2 separate regions of the Homo sapiens genome follow, and region 1 is linked to region 2. A link is an interaction called in ENCODE POLR2A ChIA-PET data of the cell type or tissue named here. Cell type or tissue: A673. All regions are shown on one strand.

Region 1 (8,000 bases), 1.3 Mb after region 2:
AGGAATGTGGAGGTGTGGCCCATAAGCATGTCATTCATGCAAAATCATCTACATGCATTCAATTAGAAAAAAAAAGGAAAACAGCAGTGACCCTCATAAGTAGACTTGGTTAGTGTCAATGTAGGGAGTGAGTTTCTTGTGACCCTGCTGTTCTTCCTGGGTCCCGTGACAGGGCATCTGGACAGGCTGAATGCGATTCTAGAATTAGATTCCTATGTTTTTATATGTACGCCCCAGTCTCACTTGCCAGTGGCTTCCTCTGACGCTTAGAAAATAAATGGCATCTGCACCACGTCAGGGAGAAACTGACTGCTTTGGAATTCCCAGAAGCTCTTGGAAGGGAACCTTCCTGAGGGATATTGAAGGAGAATTAAAGAATTTTCTCAGTGGCTGGCACAACTTATGGAGTCAATGCTCATTGGCTGTGATTGGCTGAGCTGGGATCACATGTGCATCCTTGGACCAATTGCTGTGGCTCGAGTAATGGACTGCTGTGATTGGTCAGCCTTGGGTCGCCTGCCCATTTGGAGCCAGGGAGGGAAGTAGTTCTTGCCCACAGAGACTCAGGTAGGAGTAGGGTGGTTCCCAAAAGGCAAAAAGGAGGGGCTGTTGTCGGGGGAAGAGGCGGCCATAGGCAGCAAAAATGGGGCTGAGCCCCTTTGCCCCCAGGTAGCTTCCCACTTCATCCCCACATTGCCTTTCACTGTCTCTGGCTGTTACAGTATTAGAGATTATTTTGTTTGGCTGACTATTCTGTTTACCAAGGCCTCTTGAGGAGGTAGTAGCTTACCAGCTGTTTATTATGTATGTATTTACTTATATTTACTTACCTATTTATTTTGAGACGGAGTTTCTCTCTTGTTGCCCAGGCTGGAGTGCAATGGTGTGATCTCGGCTCACCGCAACCTTTGCCTCCCAGGTTCAAGCGATTCTCTCACCTCAGCCTCCCAAGTAGCTGGGATTACAGGCTGCGCCACTGTGCCCAGCTAATTTTGTATTTTTAGTAGAGACAGGGTTTCTCCATGTTGGCCAGGCTGGTCTCGAACTCCTGACCTCAGGTGATCCGCCCACCTCGACCTCCCAAAGTGCTGGGATTACAGGTGTGAGCCACGAAGCCCGGCCTATTTATTTATTTTTTTGAGACATGGTCTCAGTCTGTCGCCCGGGCTGGAGTGCAGTGGCATGATCTTGGCTCACTGCAACCTCCGCCTCCCGGGTTCAAGTGATTCTCCTGCCTCAGCCTCCTGAGTAGTTGGGATTACAGGTGCCCACCACTACACCCGGCTAATTTTTGTATTTTTAGTAGAGGCGAGGTTTCACCAGGTTGGCCAGGCTGGTCTGGAACTCCTGACCTCAAATGATCCACCCACCTTGGCCTCCCAAAGTGCTGGGATTATAAGCATATGCCACAGTGCCCACCCTTTATTATTTATTTATTTAGATTTTTTGAGACAGGGTCTCACTCTGTCACCCAAGCTGGAGTGCAGTGGCATGATTACGGCTCACTGCAGCTTCAACCACTCAGGCTCAATCGATCCTCCTACCTTGGCCTCCTGAATAACTGGGACTACAGGTGTGCACCACCATGCCCAGCTAATTTTTAGATTTTTTGTAGAGACAGGGGTCTTGCTATGTTGCCCAGGCTGGTCTTGAACTCCTGGCCTCAAGCAATCCTCCCACCTTGGTCTTCCAAAGTGCTGGGATTACATTCATGAATCACTGTACCTGGCCTAATTGCTCTAACGGGGAAAGTTTCATCAGCTGTCAGATTGTTAGATCTGGACTGACTTGGGTTCCGAAGCTCAGTTCTATCTTTTATTTTTCCTTTGGAAACCAAATTCTGTAGGTAGCAGAGGTTTACTCAAGGCCACGGAGATAGTTAGCAGCCAGTGCTGGGTGGGGCCGACTGTCCCAGGCTAGCTGGATGGAGGCCAGGAGGGCCCGGGCAGCAAGGGTGGAAGGGGCCTGGGTGGGTGCCGGAGGAAGTCACTAACGAATGTTCTTCAGGCAGAAAGTTCCCAGGGTCCCATTGATACCCCTGCCTGTTCACATCCTGGCGGCAGGACTGGGATGAGGCATTTTTTAAAAAGTTGGGGAGATATCAGGGCTGGTGTGCCAAAGTTCAGGCTTTGTCCACCCAAGGTGAGAGGCTGCAGGGGTGTGCCGTGGGCAGAGAGGGGATGAGGTAGGGGTGGGAGGGATGAGCTGCCCAGATGCACCCGTGGAGGAGTTGATCTGGAATCCTAGCCACTGGGTTTACCCTGCAGTGTGTCCCAGCAGCATCCCAGGCTTCTCTCCAGCCTTTGGCAGGGCTTTAGCTTCCAGCAGCTCAGGTGGACCCCAGCATATGGACTTTGAAGGCAGGCAGCCCAGGTTCAAATCCTGGCTTGGCCACTTCCCAGTTGGGTGCCTTCAGGCAAGTGACTTACCCTCTCTGTGCCTTTTTTACTTTTCTGTAAAATGAAGTTAATAAAAGTGTCTCCTACATAGGGCTTTTAAGGTGGCAGAATTGGCACATGTCACACTTCAAATAGCAGCTCGGCAAGTGTCAAGTAAGGGCTGGCTGTTTCCAACATCTTAACCGGATAGACACAGACATAGAGAGGGATCCATCTGTCAGCAGTTTGCTGAAATGGGACCATACTATGCACGCTTTGCTGCACCGTGGGTTTCTCACGCTGTCATCGCTTGTCCATGTCGTCCTCAGTCAGCTGGGATTTTCTGGTGATGATCACGCTCTGATTCTCTAGATGCCTGGAAACGCTCCACGGTGCGGATGTACCACGGCTCGTTCTGCCGTTCTCACGAGGGAGGCATCCAGCTTGTAAAATAAAGCAGCCCAGTGTGTTCTTCCACCACCACATCACCCAAGGTTCTATTTTCAAAGATTTTATTTTGTAAAAACGGGAAGAAAAGTACAAGTTGCTGCATGTGCATCCTCTCTCTCTCGTTGCTGAGCCTTTTGGGTGCATCCTAAGGACAAGGACGTCCTTCTCCATGGCCGTGGACCACGGCCCCACTCAAGAAGGCCACGAGGATCCACACCTTTAATCTGACAGTCTGTGTTCAGATTCCCTTACGGCCCCAATAACACTTTTTGTCATAGTTGTTCATTAAAAAATTTTGAATTGGCCGGGCGTGGTGGCTCACGCTTGTAATCCCAGCACTGTGGGAGGCCGAGGCGGGTGGATCACAAGGTCAAGAGATTGAGACCATCCTGGGCAGCATGGTGAAACCCTGTCTCTACTAAAAGTAAAAAAATTAGCCAGGCATGGTGGCGCACACCTGTAGTCCCAGCTACTCGGGAGGCTGAGGCAGGAGAATCGCTTGAACCCAGGAGGCGGAGGTTGCAGTGAGCCGAGATCGTGCCACTGCACTCCAGCCTGGGCGACAGAGTGAGTCTCCGTCTCAGAAAAAGAAAATTTTTTTTTGAATCCAAGGTTGCATGCTGTGTCTGGTTGCCTCATGTGTTTTTCCTCTTTAATCCAGACCTGTTCTCCAGCCCTTTTCTCTTTGCTGGGTCTTTCAGGACACTGGCATCTGTAAAGGGGCCAGGCGGGTGCTTTTGGCAGGATGGCCCTTGATTTGGATTTGTCTGATTGCTTTCTCAGGAGTGCACGTGGTCTTCCCACAGACTCCCACACAAAAGCCTCATTGTGTGAATCAGATTGGAGCAGAGTGTTTCTGATGAGCCGGGGTTGGGTGCCTGGATCCTCCCCCAGCTCCCAGCCTGGCAGTCACAGTGCAAGTCTGAACCTCTTGGGTTGAAGAAGCCTGCAATTCCTCCTGGTCCCTTCCTCCACCTGCTTTCTAAAATTTCTGGCTCTCATTCCTTGCCTTTGAGCGGTGATGTGTCCATCCTTCAGCGGCCCTCGGCCAGCCTCTGCCCACCCCAGTGCCATCACATGGGAAGAGATGGCGGATCTGATCCCTGACTCATCCCCTGGGCCAGGAAGATTGTGGAAACCCTGGGGTCTCAGGGCTGGTCGGGTGGAAACGGGAGGCTGGATGGAGTGGCAGGTGGGGGCTTTTCCTGTTTTGCCTCTCCCTAACTGGGCCTCCCGGCAGCCACTAGCCCAGATGCCCAGGCCTCAGAGCCTTGTGGAAATTCTTGTGCCAGATCATCTTGGCCCTGTCTGGCCTCCTGGCAGGCAGGTGGAGGTCAAACTGGCCTTACTTGGCCGAGAGCCCATTGCAGCCAGGATCCCTTGGCAGCTCTGGGAACAGCCAAGTCTCCCCTGTCCTTGGGATTTCCTTCCACTGTCTGTTCCCAGGCTCCTGGACTCCACCTGCTGCAACCCCTCGCTTTGCACTTTCCACCCAGAGTCTTGGATTTCTGTTTTTTGTGAAATTTGCTCACTTTGAGGAAAGTGTAAGACATATGCAATCAAATATGTAACTAAGATGAACATGCATGCAATCACCCCACGTGAAGAAGAGGGAAAGCTCATCTGCCCCGAAGCCCCTGCAGAAGACACTGTGTTTGGTCCCAGCTTGCTTTGCTTTTTATAGTATCACTCCCTCATAGCCATCCCTAAACACCGGGATTAGTTTGGTCCGGTTTTGGACTTAACTTGGATGCAGGCATACTCTCAGTATTTTTGTTTGGTTTGGTCTTGCTGGTGTTACTTCATATGGTATTTGTGGGATCCACCCACATTGCTGCGATAAGCTGCACTCTATTTTCATGGCCATGTCATATCACAGTTCATGATGCTAATCGGAAGAAGCTGAGTATCACAGTTCATCTGTCTTTTTTTTTTTTTTTTTTTTTTTTTTTTTGAGATGGAGTCTTGCTGTGTGGCCAGGCTAGAGTGCAGTGGCGCGATCTCAGCTCACTGCAACTTCTGCCCCCCGGGTTCAAGCAATTCTCCTGCCTCAGCCTCCCAAGTGCACCACCATGCCCAGCTAATTTTTGTATTTTTAGTAGAGATGGGGTTTCACTATGTTGGCCAGGATGGTCTCGACCTCTTGACCTCATGATCCGCCTGCCTCGGCCTCCCAAAGTGCTGAGATTACAGGCGTGAGCCACCACGCCCGGCCAGTTCATCTGTTTTAACCCTGATGCCGGTGACTGTGTTCACTTCTGGGTTATGACACACTCGTGTCCCTGCCTGCAAGGGACATGTGCCTGAATCCCTCTAGGGCCCGACAGTCAGAGTAGGGGGTCTGGTCATGGCGTGCGTGTCTTCACCTGCATGGAGAAGGGCCAAGCTCTTGTCCAAAGTGGTTGCAGCGTTTCCAATCCTATCATTTGTTTTTCATTTAATAATTTATTGAGTTCAAATTCACATAACATATAATTAATCCTTGTAAATCGAATAATTCAGTGATACCACCACTTCTACCTAGTTTCAAAACATTTCCATCCCTCCCAAGTAGAATTGCCCATTCTCCACTCTTTGCAGCTCCCCAGCCCCTGGCAATCACTCATTTTCTTTCTGTCTCTACAGATGCACCTGTTACGGACATTTCTTTCTTTCTTTCTTTCTTTTTTTTTGAGACAGAGTCTTGCTCTGTCGCCCAGGCTGGAGTGCAGTGGTGCAATCTTGGCTCACTGCAACCTCCGCCTCCCGGGTTCAAGCGATTCTTCTGCCTCAGCCTCCCGAGTAGCTGGGACTACAGGCGCCTGTCACCACACCCGGCTAATTTTTTTTTTTTGTATTTTTAGTAGAGACGGGTTTCACCATGTTGGCCAGGCTAGTCTCAAACTCCTGACCTCAGGTCATCCACCTGCCTTGGTCCCAAAGTGTTGGGATTACAGGCCTGAGCCACCGTGCCCGGCCCTGGACATTTCTTTTTTTTTTGAGGCAGAGTCTTGCTGTGTCACCCAGGCTGGAATGCAGTGGCGTGATCTCGGCTCACTGCAACCTCCGCCTCCTGGGTTCAAGCGATTCTCCTGCCTCAGCCTCCCCAGTAGCTGGGACTACAGGCGCCCGCCACCACGCCCGGCTAATTTTTTTTTTTTTTTTTTGTATTTTTAATATAGACGGGGTTTCACATGTTGGCCAGGCTGGTCTCAAACTCCTGACCTCAGGTCAAACACCTGCCTCGGTCCCAAAGTGTTGGGATTACAGGCCTGAGCCACCGTGCCCGGCCCTGCACATTTCTTATAAATGAAATCATGCAATGTGTGGCCTTAAGTGCCTGGCTGCTTCCGCTTAGCGTCATGTTTTGGGGTTCATCCGTGGTGTGGCATGTGGAGTGCTGCTTTCCTTTTTGTAGCTGAGCAGGCCTCCACGGTGCGGGTGCACTGCATGCTGTTTTTCCGCGCCTCTGTGGATGGGCGTCTGGGCTGGTGGCTGCCGGGAGCGGTGCTGCTGGGAGCGCGCATGTTCGGGAACTCGCTTGGCTTCTGCTTTCAGTGGTCTCCTTTTATGCCCTCCTTCCCCTCACCCCTCTCGCTCTTCAGCCCGCCCTGCCCCTGCGCCCATCCTCTGTGTGGCTGCGTCTGTAAACCTGAGTGTGTCCTTGGACCTTGTGCAGTCCTAGATTCCGGAGCCTGCAGGTGTGGGTCCAGATCCCGGCCCTGCCTCCTGCTGCTGTGTGACCATGGACAGGCTCTTCGAGTCTCTGGTCTCTGGTGGGTGTCTGAGTCTGCATGGGAGGCAGAGGTTGCAGTGAGCCGAGATCGTGCCACTGCACTCCAGTCTGGGCAACAGAGCAGGACTCTGTCTCAAAAAAAAAAAAAAAAGAAAGAAAGAAAGAAAAAAATGTCCATAACAGGTGCATGGGCCAAAGACCATGTATTCCCGTACAGTTCTGGAGGCCGGAAGTCTGAGATCAGGATGTTGGCAGGGCTGGCTTCTCCGGAGACCCCTCTCCCGGCCTCATAGACGCCACCTTCTCCCTGTGTGCGCACATCCCCGGTGACTCTCTGCGGGTCCTAATCTCCTCTTTTAAGGGCGTCAGTCAGATTGGATTAGGGCTCACCCCACTGACCTCATTTAAACGTAATCACCGATTTAAAGGCCCTGCCCCCCGCGCCAATACAGTCACATTCTGATGCACCGAGGGTTAGGGCTGCAACATGGGAATTTTGGGGGGACACTGTTCAGCTCATAATAGTAGGGTGCCTATAAAATGGGCTAAAACCATGCCTTCCTATAGGATTCAGTGAGGACCGAGGGAGCTAGAGGTGGAAGTGCTTTGAGCTGGGGGTGGCACAGGGAGGCCCCCTTCATGTGGCCTGTCACGTCTGAGGAGAGGGCGGCTTTTCCATGCCATGCACGGTAACTCGTGTCAACATTCCTCGTGCTGCCCTGTTTAAAATCTATCCGTGTTCCTATGTGTGTATCAGGCTTATTGCTTCCTTCTGCTGCCTGGACCCCCTAATTCATGTTCATCCTGTTGTATTTATTCCCTTAGCGACGGGGGTACCTTGGTTATGTCTGACTCCTGCCTCCACAAACAGCAAATATGCTGGACCCTGCTGCCTTGTACTTCTCCACAATTTCCTGGGGATGCGCAGGAGTGGAATTGCTGTAGGGCAGAGGGGGAGCCATTTTCACCCAACATGCCTTCCAGAAGGGCCACTGCTGTTCACCCTCCCAGCTCTCACATCCTCTCCAGCACCTGAGACGATTTAGTCTTCGAGAATGTCTGGGGTCTCAGTGAGGGTACGTGGTGCAGCATTGTTCTCATGTGCTTTTCTGAGGTGTGAATTTGAGTCTTCTTCCTTTCATAAGTCCTCAGGTGGGGGTCTGAGGCTCAGAGATTTTGAGGGCCATGTTGGAGGGTCACAGAGCAAACTGGGGCTAGACCCCACCAGCTTGGGCTTGGAGGGCCTCCAGCTTGGATGTAGGGCCCTTCATAAATCCAGGATGATCTCATCTTGGGATCCTTAACTTGGTAACATCTGTAGAGACCCTATTTTTAAATAAGGCCACATTCTGAGGTTCTAGGTGGGCATGAATTTGGCAGGGGACATGCTTCAGACCAGCACTATGTGTGCAGGTGCCCAATCCTCAGATCTGCAGAGCTCTGGGTTCAAATCCAGG
Region 2 (8,000 bases):
GAGTTTTACAGCTTAGAGCGAGACTCCCACCCAAGCTAGGATCCTTTTCTCCCACAGAGACTGGGAGATGGGACTTTATCTTCCTGGATGATCTTATTTCAAATCAATGGTTCCCAGGTCCTTGAGAAAGATATTGCTGGATTATAAAACTGGCAGGAGACTTTATAAAAGATTTACATCTCAAAGGGGCAGAAAAAGAATGTACAATTGCATGTTTTCTAAAGTAAATGCTCTATAAAAAGGGAGGGAAGGGGCCTCTGTGTTTGGGCCACCTGGGTTCTGTAAGGTCTGGGTGAGAGGAAAAAAGCCTAGAGTCAGGACGGTCTGGATAAGGTTTAATCAAGCTGAGGAGGACATTAACCCTGTCTAGATTACAGCGGACAACATGGAACACAGCCGTCATAACTAGATCAGGTTCTAGGACCTGAGCCAGGGTTAAATCTTAAAGTATTAATCTGTGTATTTTTAGGAATATTTCCTTTTTGTTGTGTTTCTTACATGTATCCCAGAAGGCATCTTTCCCTCCCACACCACACACAGAAGAGGAAATAAACATTCAAAAAAGACATATATTTGAGACAGAAAATTCCAGATGCCTGTTGGTGGAGTGGCTTTTTTGATTCCAAAGACGGGAAATAGAAGAGCTGGAGGAGCAGGTAGTTGCAAAGAAGAGGAGAGACTAAGAGGAGAAGGGAAAGCAATGAAGAGCCTGGGAGGGCCCCAGGGATAGAAGTCCCTAATGGAGCGGCAGCATGTAAGCTACTCAACACTGAGCTATCCTTGAATGGGGCCCCCTCTGCCCCGTTGTCCTGTGACCTGTGGATGTTTTCTCACCAGCAGTCTCAGACAGAGACAAGTGCTGTCAACAGAGGGGTGAAGAGTTTAGACATCTTTGGAGGTTTGGGGATGTGAACAGAAAACTTTTTCAGGAAAGATGGCTCATGCCTATAATCCCAGCATTTTGGGAGGCTGAAGTGTATTGCTGGAACCCAGGAGTTGAAGACCCACTCAGGCAACATAGTGAGACCCCAATTCTACAAAAATAAAATAAATAGCTGAGTGTGGTGACGTGTGCCTGTATTCCTAGCACTTTGGGGGGCCAAGGCAGGAGGATAACTTGGGGTCAGGAGTTCAAGACCAGCCCGGTCAACATAGTGAGCGCCCATCTCTACCAAAATAGAATTTAAAATGTAGCCAGGCATAGTGTGTTGTGTGCCTGTAGTCCCAGCTACCTGAGAGACTGAGGCAGGATCCCTTGAGCCAAGGAGTTTGAGGCTGCCGTGAGCTTACTCAAGCCACTGCCCTCCAGCCTGGAAAACAGAGAAAAAGCCTGTCAAAAAGAAAGACAACTTTGCTTTATGACCAAAGTGGAAATTCTACAGTAAACTGAGTAGAAATTGTCACACCTTCACTGTTACTTCTGCATTCCTGGGCTAGACTTCACCCACTCAAAAACAATAATGATGTCACTTGCTGTGGTTGTTTTAAAATTCAGTGTTAAAAGGACATGTGCAAGTTCGTAGAAAAGTTCATAGTGCTGTTCAAATATAATATCTGTACTAAGAAAGTGCTTACAAAATAAAACCTTAGTACCTAGACATAACAGAGATGTTCTGAGAAGATCATGCTGAGTCTTGTGAACATGTGAGATACTCTCCTAATCAAAAGCAATCATTAATTGATCTCCAAGTCTGTTTACTCAAGTAGGTCAAACACTTTTCATAAAATCCTACTCAATTTTTAGCAAACCCTCTGGTTATACAGTAAATCAACATCCTAGTTTGCAATTACTGCAGCCTGGGTTAAGTGATTTTTACTGGATGAGAATTCTAATTAATGAAAACAATTCAAAATGTGTGTCAGTATCTTAGGATAGTGATAATCCTGGGCTATCAAGTGTGGGATTTCTGGGAGGTCAGGTGGTACAAAACAGATGGTGGGAAATGAGGCAGGTGGATTAGCGTCATGATTGAAACCAGCAATAATGTTAAATATAACCAAAATTGGCATAATAACTTTCAAGCATGATTACAGCTTTATTCCTCACATCCCCCAAATGGAAATACAACACACAAAAATTACACTTACCACTCTTAAATTTTTCAGTTGATATGACAGATGTTAAATATCCTCATCTCACGTGATGCTAAGACCTTGGCTACTTTATTACTTATACCTTGTTTCATAATATAGTACCTCTGAAGTCTCATCTCATTACAGCATTACAACATCAACTCAAAATCCAGAATCTCATCACCTCTGTCAGATAATGATGCCTGGCTCCCTACATGTGGTTCCCTAAATAAAGCTATTTGTGTGCAGTTTCTCTCAATTTTAAGGCTTTTGGAACTAAATATATAACTTGTGTTCCTGCCCCCATGCACCCAATGTACAAAGCTTAAGCAACTATAGAATAATCATTGCAGACACTCTTGCTTAAAGGGAAGGAAAATGAGATCCATAGGAGAGTAACTGTTGTGTAACAACTCTGAAATACAAGCAGAGGTATATTGGGAGTTTCTTGATTGGGGCCCAAGACCTGGGAATAATTCTCTATGGCTCCCAGCTCCAACTCTAGAATGGAGAAATCATGAAAGAAAGCATGGGTTTATAGCTGAGTTGTTTCCTAAAGCTTGCTTTCTACCTGTAGAATTTTGGGGATAAAAATGATGTATTTTATTTGATGTTCAAGGTGACAGTATTTCTGCTAACATGATTTTCTCAAACTCTTGTGGAACCCCTGTGAATCACACTGGTGTTCACTCCATCAAACAAAAGCTACCATCATGACAGTCTCTTTTTAATTTTTTTTTTTTTTTTTTTGAGACGGACTTTCTCTCTTGTTGCCTAGGCTGGAGTGCGATGGTGTGATCTCCTCGGCTCACTGCAACCTCTGCCTCCTGGGTTCAAGCGATTCTCCTGCCTCAGCTTCCTGAGGAGCTGGGATTATAGGTGCCCACCATCATGCCTGGCTAATTTTTGTATTTTTAGTAGAGACGGGTTTCACCATGTTGGCCAGGCTGGTCTTAAACTCCTGACCTCAGGTGATCCATCTGCCTCGGCCTCCCAAAGTGCTGGGATTACAGGCATGAACCACCATGCCTGGCAGAAATTCTTTTATATAAGATATAATCTCATAAATTTCACAGAAGCTCACTTGTGTAATAGGCAGACTCTAGACTTTTCTGAAGGGTCTTTTGCGTGATGGAATAGTGCTCTAATGTACCAGCTGTGAACTTTCTAAGGTCTTCACAAAGGTTCTTAGGTCAAATCCCCAGTTTCAACCCAAGAAAATATTTTTCTGCTAATGCTTTGAATTTCTTCTTTGCGTGAGAGCCATTTCTTAATTTTTGCAATCAGAATTAATGTTTGCAATCAGAAGAGATTGAGAATTTTAAACATCACTGAGCTCTGGCTATTATTTTTTAAAAGTCCTTCCCTCATTTTGTCTCTTCCTTCACACATTTTACAATAACTAGCACCTTCAACATTTTGCTTGGGAATGCCCTTAGCTAGATCATCAAGTTGACTAGGCACATTTTCTACTTTCCACATTGTTGAAGGTGTCAATTTTGCTAAGTTTCTGCCACAACATAACAAAAATTCCCCCGTTCTGCTTTCTAATAACATGTTTCTCACTTACTTCTAAATTCCCAGAGCCCAGAACCACAGGACTACAACAATCAATTCAAGGCAACCTAAGCCTTCGCTTATACGCTCCTCAAAATCATCTCGGCCTCTGCCTGCTCCTCGGTTCCAAGCAATGCTCATATTCTTATATTCTTTATGATTAGCATCTCACTTCCAGAAACTAACATATTAATTTTTTTATTGCTTCGTGAAAAATTACCTAACATCATAATGGCTTAAGAAAACAACGATTTGTTATTTTATCATTTCCACGGGAAGTTTAACTGGTTGCCTATGGCCCGAGATCTTCATCAAGGCTGCAATCAAGTTGTTGCTCAGAGCTGCAGTCATCCCAAGACTTGATCGGAAGGGATCTGCTCTCTCACTCACTTGCTCTGAGAAAATCAAGCTGCCATGTGCTAACCAGCCCAATAAAGAATCCCATGTTGCAAGAAAATGATGTCTCTGGCCAACAACCATGAGGACTTGCCAACAGCTGTGTGTAATTACAAGTTGGCTGGAAATAGAGTTTGAAACCATATTTGGAGGAAGATACATCGGTTTGGCCACCGGAAAGAAGTTAGGCTGCCTGAGATTTTGTTAACAAATGAAAAGCAAACAAAAGGGCACTGTGAAATGAGATAAAAACGTAAGTAGGGGAGTAACAGGTCTTCATGTAGATGTCCCAGAGCTGCCATCAGCCAAGCCTGTCCCAATGCCAGGCTGGGGCCTATGCTGGTCAGAGGCTTGGGCTCCTCCCATATTACAGAAACACATGGGAGCTATAAAATAAGCTTCCTCTAAGGTCTTATCAATTAGGGTCCCAGGAGAAAACAAATGCATGCTCAAATTGGGTAACTTAAAGACAGTTAAAGAGATTGTTTTAAAAGCAGAATAAGGCTGGGCGCAGTGGCTCATGCCTGTAATCCCAGCACTTTGGAAGGTCAAGGCGGGCAGATCACCTGAGGTTGGGAGTTCAAGACCAGCCTGATCAACATGGAGAAACTCCATCTCTACTAAAAATACAAAATTAGCCAGGTGTGGTGGTGCATGCCTATAATCCCAGCTACTCGGGAGGTTGAGGCTGAGACAGGAGAATCGCTTGAACCCAGGAGGCAGAGGTTGCGGTGAGCCGAGATCGTGCCACTGCACTCCAGCTTGGGCAACAGAGCGAGACTCCGTCTCAAAACAACAAACAACAACAACAACAAAAAGCAGAATAAGTATTTAATATGGTGAAATAAGAATAGCTGATCAGGGGCTAGTAAGAACGGGAAGGTTACATATATATCCTGTTCCTCAAGGGAAAAGAAGGGAATGGTTTCTAGAACCAGGAAAGGGGGTTTCTGGAAAGGTTTCTACAACCAGGAAAGGGGGGCTATTTGACAGAAGCCATGACCTTTGGCAAGAGGACACAGAATATCTCCAGGGACCTAAAGGGACAGAACTAGGGAAATCGACACCCCACCTTGATCTTCCCACTCGCCAATCTCCTGGAGATGTCTCTCTTGGGCCAAACCCATCAGGGAGCCAGAGAACAAGGAAGCTCATGATATTGTCCACACAGGTCAACTTCTCTGGACACAAGCAGGGTGCAGAGGGTGGAAAATTGATCTTGAAGGCAAATGGAAGATAACTAGCACTCCTTATGGCTGGTAGACACCACCTACGATAGGGAGGTAGACACAGGAACCAGACAGGTACAGACAAGTCTATCAGATTTATTAATGGTAGAACTCTATCAGAGGATGTCCCTGGCCTGTGCACACAGTCAGGTATCCTAAGTGGACCTCCCACCAGAACTCTGGCCTCTCCTGACAGGCACAGGCCATGCCAATACTCTTCCCCACAGAGTTGGGGAGAGGCCCGCAACTCTGAAAAGAAAGTGATGAATGGCTGTTCTGAACATGCTTAGTTCCTGATCCCAGGCTTAGCTGTCATGTCAATCACTCTCTTCAAGGGCAGAGATGAGGGATGCAGGGAGAACAAGATGGAAAGAGGCACTTACTATCCTCAGCATAAATGAGGAAGAAGCTCACTACAGGAAAGCAAAACAAAACAAAGCAAAACATGATGGAAATTGAATATCCTCCCTTCAAAACTTTACAAGGTGAAAAATGGAAGTTGTATGTGGTCAAGTGTTTATTTGAAAATCATTTTCCTTTCCTCCAGAACACAGGAATGTGCTTAATGTCACGGACAGCTCACACAGAGAGAGGCCTTCAGTTCATGCCATTCATGTGAAGGAACATGAGATTCACACCCCCACCCTCATCACACTCTGAGGCATTCGTTCACACCTCCACCCTCATCACACTCTGAGGCATGTATTCACACCTCCACCCTCATCACACTCTGAGGCATTCGTTCACACCTCCACCTTCATCACACTCTGAGGCATTCGTTCACACCTCCACCCTCATCACACTCTGAGGCATGTATTCACACCTCCACCCTCATCACACTCTGAGGCATTCGTTCACACCTCCACCCTCATCACACTCTGAGGCATGTATTCACACCTCCACCCTCATCACACTCTGAGGCATTCGTTCACACCTCCACCTTCATCACACTCTGAGGCATTCGTTCACACCTCCACCCTCATCACACTCTGAGGCATGTATTCATACCCCCACCCTCATCACACTCTGAGGCATTCGTTCACACCTCCACCTTCATCACACTCTGAGGCATTCGTTCACACCTCCACCTTCATCACACTCTGAGGCATTCGTTCACACCTCCACCCTCATCACACTCTGAGGCATTCGTTCACACCTCCACCTTCATCACACTCTGAGGCATTCGTTCACACCTCCACCCTCATCACACTCTGAGGCATTCGTTCACACCTCCACCCTCATCACACTCTGAGGCATTCGTTCACACCTCCACCTTCATCACACTCTGAGGCATTCGTTCACACCTCCACCCTCATCTCACTCTGAGGCATTCGTTCACACCTCCACCCTCATCACACTCTGAGGCATGTATTCACACCTCCACCCTCATCTCACTCTGAGGCATTCGTTCACACCTCCACCCTCATCACACTCTGAGGCATGTATTCACACCTCCACCCTCATCACACTCTGAGGCATTCGTTCACACCTCCACCTTCATCACACTCTGAGGCATTTGTTCACACCTCCACCCTCATCACACTCTGAGGCATGTATTCACACCTCCACCCTCATCACACTCTGAGGCATTCGTTTACACCTCCACCCTCATCACACTCTGAGGCATTTGTTCACACCTCCACCCTCATCAAACTCTGAGGCATTCGTTGAGTGGAAGAAAGAACAGAATCATCTGTCATACAAAATGTATCTCTCTCTCCCTTTCTCAGTAGGGAACATAAGAGTTAAATTTGTATAAGCTCAAATTTTGGTTCTTGTTGTTCACCGTATAATATAAATCCACTTCGGAAATAGATATGCATAGAAAAAGTCATAAAAAATGTTCACAAAATGTTAACAGTGCTAGAATGGGCAAAATATATCTGCTTTCTTGGACACTCTATCAAACATTTTTGGCAAGGAACATATCTTGCTTTTACAACTTAAAAATAAGTTAATAAATAGTTCTTACTTTATTACAGTTGACTTTCCATCTAGGAAGCTTAATGGAGGGTCTACTGGCACCACATTTTCTGGGACTCAGCTCCAAAAAGAGCCATTGAAGTCTATGTAGATACACAGACTAAAATACAAAGGATTGTAAAACCCAAAGCCCTGAAATTCCAAGGAGGATTTTGAATAGGCTGATGCCCTTGACTCTGCATGGAAGATGGTTACGATTTGCAACTTTTCTTTCCTTTAACCAGTTGGGACCTCAAACTTGATAGTTTCAAGAGAGACTCTAAATATACTGACTGTGGTTTTAAAAGACATTTTAAAAATCCATCCCAAATAATGACATTTGAGCAATCAAATTTATAACCACAGGATGGCAGCTCCAGGCAGGTAGGACCTTAACTGCAAAGTATTTTATTACCCTAGTCTTGATAATTATTTTTTTCTCAATCAATAAAGGACTCATATTATGCAAACACATTGAAAATAAACTATACCCACTTTATACTTGAAGTAAAAATGGAGAAAGTAAATGTATTTATTTCCCTCTTAATGTGTTCTGTCTGTTAGAGATCTCCATGCAGGAGCCAAAAGCAGGGAAGTTTCTTGAGACGTTATCTATCTTTGTGTTGTCGGTCAAGACCTATTAGTGGGTCATGAAACTGAATTAGTATGTTGCCATCAGCATTCAAAAAATAATATAAACTTCTAGTTTCAGCTGTGACATGTAAAGAACTTAGAAGTCTTGACTCCCATTCTTACAAAAAGTAAAAGGTGAATGAAGTTAAC

What was found. ChIA-PET counts read pairs that join two places held together with the same protein. Peaks named below come from ENCODE experiments on the same cell type or tissue, not always from the same donor. Only the 100,000 strongest peaks of a DNase experiment are listed, where the experiment ranks them.
Region 1: POLR2A ChIA-PET joins it to region 2 with 14 read pairs; 1 of 35 experiments calls an interaction of 5 or more read pairs at or near these places.

What each region holds. Positions count from the first base shown.
Region 1 is chr12:124,843,512-124,851,511 of GRCh38, reverse strand. The region is part of intron 1 of SCARB1 (scavenger receptor class B member 1); the gene reads left to right. Among named protein-coding and RNA genes, the nearest start is that of SCARB1, 16 kb to the left of the region's middle. In A673, no CTCF peak of the experiment used is centred here; no DNase peak of the experiment used is centred here; H3K27ac peaks cover 613 bases.
Region 2 is chr12:126,179,151-126,187,150 of GRCh38, reverse strand. No RefSeq gene overlaps it. Among named protein-coding and RNA genes, the nearest start is that of LINC02359, 87 kb to the right of the region's middle. In A673, no CTCF peak of the experiment used is centred here; a DNase peak (open chromatin) is centred at 4,160; H3K27ac peaks cover 1,341 bases; H3K27me3 peaks cover 309 bases.